2 separate regions of the Mus musculus genome follow, and region 2 is linked to region 1. Evidence: chromatin contacts called from ENCODE Hi-C data. All regions are on one chromosome and are shown on one strand. Each heading gives the region's core, a stretch centred on a gene start or an enhancer-like site at or near the end of the contact. The rest is flanking DNA. Distances are from core to core; before and after follow the strand shown. Region 1 has its middle 12 kb from the start of Gm38873. Region 2 holds the start of Oxtr (oxytocin receptor).

Evidence for each region. Hi-C counts contacts between places; a loop is a spot of excess contacts on that map.
Region 2: a map of mouse trophoblast stem cell shows a loop between it and region 1 (2.6-fold over the local background). The contact joins the promoter of Oxtr here to the enhancer-like site in region 1. A Hi-C loop is called at or near these places in 24 of 37 maps with a recorded cell type or tissue (CH12.LX, Patski, T-helper 17 cell and 7 more).

Annotation. Positions count from the first base shown.
Region 1 is chr6:112,400,505-112,403,586 of GRCm38, reverse strand. No RefSeq gene overlaps it. Among named protein-coding and RNA genes, the nearest start is that of Gm38873, 12 kb to the right of the region's middle. Within about 2 kb of position 1,471, at least 1 of the 3 ENCODE cell types and tissues checked has a DNase peak (open chromatin) inside an H3K27ac peak, as active enhancers do; it is heart, where a contact is called at or near this core.
Region 2 is chr6:112,488,336-112,491,194 of GRCm38, reverse strand. Oxtr (oxytocin receptor) reads left to right here and starts at 1,370. Exons shown (of 2, transcript NM_001081147.2): 1 at 1,370-2,316. The coding sequence starts at 1,398.

The DNA of each region.
Region 1 (3,082 bases), core at 222-2,721:
ATTCCGGTTTGCTGCGTTCTTCCTGGCCGGTCGTGAACGCGTTCAAGATCCTCTGACAGCATGAATCTGTTTTTATATGACTTTTTTCTCTGGGCATAACATGACCATCCCATGGACCCCTTGGGGGTAGAGATCACCTCGACTTGGTAGCTATGGCAACCAAACAAAAAGAGTAGGTCAGTGGTAGCTAGGTCTATGGCAATGAGAATGGGGCTGTCGACACTCTCTCTAGAAAGAAGGAAGAGGAGAAGGCCATCGAATCCTCACTTGGGATTCCAGCCACGACTCAGTCCTGCCTTATGCTTGCCAGCTACAAGGCATATTGGAAGGAAATGGAAGATTGACTTGAAAGGGGGACTCCACACTGCAGCTTCTATGGAGTGCATGAGAGGGTGAGGCTTGGAGTCAGCTCTGCAGGGCAGGGTGTCAGTGATGCTTTGGGGGTCTATCAGGTTGAACTTGGTCGAACTTAGTCTGTCACTGACACCCTGTCTGAAGTGAAGAGATGTTTGTCCAAGTCTTCCCAGAGAAAGCAAATGTAACTGAGCCTGACCAACTCTGTGTCTCTCTTCACTGCAGAGAACTTGTAAGATAACTTAATATGCATGGGTGCATAGCTCATAAGTAGACAGCTGAACACTTGATTCAATGCTAGGGTGTGTGTGTGTGGAGCAGCAAAGTCCTATGGATGGACACACCGAAGGGCTAAGAGCAATCATTGTTTCAGGAAATACCTAACCATCAAACTGAAGTGACACAGTATAGATAGATACCAACATCTCTGTCCTGCAAGGTCCCCTGTGCTGAGGTATTCCATGTTCATGGACCCTGTGTATCATGAGAGGCTGGACAGAAAGAGCCACTCTAGTTTGGGCAAGGGCAGCTGGAGGAAAGATTTCTGGAGGCAGATGCGTGCGTAGGGGGTGTGGGCAGTTAGATGGGTGGAGAGGAGGTGGGAATGAAGGTTGGGGGGGCCAATGGAGCAGAGGAAGAACAGATAGAGAAGCCCCAGCGACATCAGATCTGAGGAGTGTGTAAGAGAGGAGTGATGAGCCCCTGTGGTAGGAACAGGGCAGCCGGGAGCCAGTGAAATATGTCAGAACAATTTTCTGGTGTTATCGTTACTATGACGACCATAGCCTTTGTGTGTTCTGTTTACTTGCGGGAAATATGACATTTGAGTGTCCTGTTGTGGCCATTGTCAGCTGGGATTGTGGGGGACACCAGGACTGGCCAGCCTCAGAGCTCTGCTTCCTGTCTTTCTGGCCTGGGAGAATGAGATAGTGGGTTATTAATACCGCTCTCTGGAGGCCTGAGGTTGGGGCTTGGTGGAGGCTTGTTTATGCAGCTTGAAATAGCCCACCACTTGCCTGTCCAGTGGGCGTGCTGCCAGTCCAGTGGGTGTGTGTCTAGGCGAACAAAGCAAAGCTATTTTTTACCTTGGAGAGCCCTAGAATGCGTCAGAGAGTCCCAGAGCCTGCCCTACCCAGCCCACACCCAGGCTAGTGGCTAGTCCCAGTGGATATGGGTCTCCTGGAGGTGTCAGTGGGTGGAGAGATCACATGTCCTCTTCCTTCTCTCCCAGCTGGAGACTTGGAGAGCGTCTAAACTTCTCCAGCCAGATGGAGGAAGGATTTAGTTTTATTCTCCAATATGTAATAGCGGTGGCTCCTGCTCAAGGCATCAGACTCTGTGTTGACTAACTATGTCCTGCTCACTGCTGTTTGCACTGAAATTTCTCTATGAGGAATGGAGATGCCACTTTCCACCGTGAAGCTGGAGCTCAGAGAGGTTAATGACTTACCCAAGGTTATTCAGCTAGGAAGAGGTTTGTCCCCTTACTGTAGAGTCCATGCCTTTCTCGCCACTTTCAATGCTTGCCCTGAAGGAGAATGGAAGCAAGGGGTGGTCAGGAAGCCTCATAGCAATGGCCTGGGCTTTGGCCTCTTGGGGCTCCAGTATAAGTCACTAGGAGGGTGTCTGGGTTACTGGCCACCACCTCTTGGCAGCTGGGAAGAGGTATGTAGAGCCCCCATGTATGTGGGTGTGTACCCACACTGGTAGTACCAGTGTCCTCTAGGGTGAGGGGGTCACTGGACCAATTCGTTATGAAAAAGTGGTGCCACGAACCTGCTGAGCAGAAGCATGGAGGCTACCCTCCCCTGGTGGGATGTACCAGGAAGACCACAGACTTCGCTGTCAGCCTTTGTTTTCTTCTCCTCCCTGTTCATCTAAGTCCTGCTATGCTGCAGTGATTGCTCTATCCATAGCTCCTCCAGGCTGTCTCCCCAACCTCTTACCACCTAGAACACAGGGACATCCTTCCTTATCTGGCTGGGGTCACAACCTCTATCTGTACAAGTGACATTTCAGGACTAGAGATGTTTTGAGTCTCTGTGAAGTCCCTTTCTGACTGGGCTGAGATCTTCTTGAGGGTTGGTCCTAGTGTGTGCTTCTCTATGCCACTGTGTGCCAGTCTCCTTCTTTCAAGTCTTCAGTGACTTCTTAATGCTCATAGGATCGATTATCTACCCATTCATTTGTCCATCCATCTGTCTGTCTGTCCTTTCATATATCCATTCACCCACCCACTTACCTGTCCATTCGTCTTCCTAGGTAGATCTGTTCTACCTTCCATCCACTCTTCAGTTTGCCCACCTACCTATATATACCTCTGTCTGTCCAGATATCTTTCTTCCCATAAGACCATTCATCCATCCTTCCACCCATCCACCTATTCAACAACACTGAGAATAATATAAGGGGTACAGAGGACCATTAGACACTTCCTTGGAGTTTAGAGCCCAAGAGTGGAAGAGATATTTTTAAAAAGATGCCATTATGATTTGAAGATAGTAAGTCCCATGTGGTTGAAGGGGTCGAGAAGTTGGGAAGGCCAAGTGGACACATACTCTACTCACAGTTTCCCCGTTGTTCTACTGGGAGACCTGGGTACAATCATTTTCTTCCTGTGCCTCAGAGTCCTGACTTTTGACCTGGGCACAGCTTAAATTCTCACTTCAGGATGTAGTAAGAGTTGAGTGAGATGCTTGTGAAGCTTGTAGCCTCTTTTCCTTCCTAA
Region 2 (2,859 bases), core at 121-2,620, 88 kb before region 1:
GTTTGGGAATTTTAAGCTACTATGAAATAAATCTGAGCGACTACCGGGTTAGCTGACCCGGATCACTGGGATCGCCGCGGCCGGTTTGCTCTGCCCCCTAGCGGACATATGTGGTGCCGCAGCTCAGGGTTCCCGTTGTGGAAAAGCTTCAGACAGCGCCGCGCGCTGACTCGGTCAGCTCACAGCCTGGCTGGCGCTCTCCCCTTGCCTTCCTAAGGCATCCAGCCACCAGCAAAGCCGCAGGCTAGGTAGGAGTTTGCAAAGACGCCGAGATCTCTACCCCTGGTGGCACGGAGGGTGGCGCCAGCAGCTTTCCCAATCTGGGCGGAGAATCCATGCATCTCTGAGGCCATCCACTGTGGTGCAACTTCCCCGGTGGCAAGGCAACTTTGGGCTAACCTGCAGTCTCGCTTCAAGTGGCTGGGTCCTGCGCACTGTGGCGACAGGATGCCTAGGACCTACCTGTAGGACCCTCAGGTTCGGAGGGAAGGATCTGGCGCGTTTCACGTCTCTGGTTCCGGGAGGTGCTCAGGGTGTACCGAGAGAGACTGAAAAGTGACAGCTTGGACGAAGGTGCAAAGCCCCTGACTGTCGGGGCTCCTGGGCTGGGGATTCTGTGAAAGGCGTCCTCTGGGGTCTTTGGCATAGCAGCCTTGCGTTGCGCGGGGGTGGGGGTGGGGGTGGGGGTGGGTGGGAGGTAAGGAGGGGGCACTATGCTCGCAGGCGGGAGTCCCTCCGGAAGCAAGCGGCGTTGGGAAGTTGTGGGAGCTGGGGCTGAGTCTTGGAAGCAGGAGGTGAAGAAGGATGGGCTTTTGGGGGGACCCCAGGAAGATGTACCCGTAGTAAAGCTTTTTACTACGGGGGCTGGCTTCGGGGATCCCTTAGGGCGTGGCTGTGCTGTGTCCTGACAGGAGAGGTGTAGGTTTGGGGGTTCTCTGTGGGGAGAGGCTGCTGGGGGTGTGTGTCCTTGTTCTTGGGCAGAGTGGTTAATCGCAAGCTTCCTCTCTGCAGGCAGAGCGGCTGACTCTTTCCTGGGACCTAAGCGCAGGGGCATCTGCAGAAGCTCAAAGGAGGTACCTCAAACTAGGATTCCTACGGTCACCACCGAGAAGTCACCACCACTGCGCAGCTCCAAGGCTGGGCTGGTGCACTGAGACTCAGGTAACTTCAAATTCCCAGGGAGGGGACACACACGCCCCACTCGCGGGTCCTAAGTGAAGCGCAACGGTCTTGTCACGGTTCTCCTGGTTTGTTTCAGGGAGAGGACAGGCAGGTCAGTGCCAGAGTGCTCCCATAGACACCTGGACTGAGCGCCGGGCCCCGCCCCACGTGCCACACTTTAAAGAGCCTCAAGGCCGGGTGCTCCCTCAGGGTCGCGGTCGCGGTCGCGGTTGGTCATGGAGGGCACGCCCGCAGCCAACTGGAGTATCGAGTTGGACCTCGGGAGTGGAGTGCCACCAGGGGCGGAGGGTAACCTCACGGCCGGGCCGCCACGACGCAACGAGGCCCTGGCGCGCGTGGAGGTGGCGGTCCTGTGTCTCATACTGTTCCTGGCTCTGAGTGGCAACGCGTGCGTGCTGCTGGCGCTGCGTACGACGCGCCACAAGCACTCGCGCCTCTTCTTTTTCATGAAGCACCTGAGCATCGCCGACCTGGTGGTGGCCGTGTTCCAGGTTCTCCCGCAGCTGCTGTGGGACATCACCTTCCGCTTCTACGGGCCCGACCTGCTGTGTCGTCTGGTCAAATACTTGCAGGTGGTGGGCATGTTCGCCTCCACCTACCTGCTGTTGCTGATGTCGCTCGACCGCTGCCTGGCCATCTGCCAGCCGCTGCGCTCACTGCGCCGCCGAACCGACCGCCTGGCGGTGCTGGCGACGTGGCTCGGCTGCCTGGTGGCCAGCGTGCCGCAGGTGCACATTTTCTCGCTGCGCGAAGTGGCGGACGGCGTCTTCGATTGCTGGGCGGTCTTCATCCAGCCCTGGGGACCCAAGGCCTACGTCACGTGGATCACGCTCGCCGTCTACATTGTACCGGTCATCGTGCTGGCCGCCTGCTATGGTCTCATCAGCTTCAAGATCTGGCAGAATCTGCGACTCAAGACGGCAGCCGCGGCGGCAGCTGCCGAGGGGAGTGACGCAGCCGGTGGAGCTGGCCGTGCGGCGTTGGCACGGGTCAGTAGTGTCAAGCTTATCTCCAAGGCCAAAATCCGCACAGTGAAGATGACCTTCATCATTGTTCTGGCCTTCATCGTGTGCTGGACGCCTTTCTTCTTCGTGCAGATGTGGAGCGTCTGGGACGTCAATGCGCCCAAAGAAGGTAGTGAGGGTGGAGAGGAAGAGGGTGGCAGGGCCAGGCCCTACTTCCACTATCTCTGGACTCCCAGGGTTCTAGGGTCTTTCTGGTTCCACATCATCATCAGTCTCTGGTGGCACTCCACTCCCGAGGTCCATCAGTCTCTGGACTTTGAGGAGGTCACTTCTCTGTGTCTCCAGGACTACAGCATAGAAATACCCACGAGAGTGCAAACTCTTGCCAGAAGGCAGGCAAGAACTCCAGTGCAGGCCTGGGGCAACTTTCAGTGTGAAAATTCTTATTGAGGAGGGGGAAACTGAGGCAGGCGACTGTCTTTCCTACAGAGAGACAGAATGGAAGTGGGTTTTCATCCTGACCACAGGCTCAGGCTTTCTCTACTTTGAGTTTAATTTATGAGTTTAAGTCAGCCTGAGCACAGAAAGTCCGGATTGGATAGGGTCAACCTAAGAAAAGAACAGTTGGTCCCGTGAAAGCTGACTGGGTGTCCAGTGAAAGCTGAATAGGTCTTCTAAGGGACCGCTGGAGAGGTCAAGACAATTCCAGAGT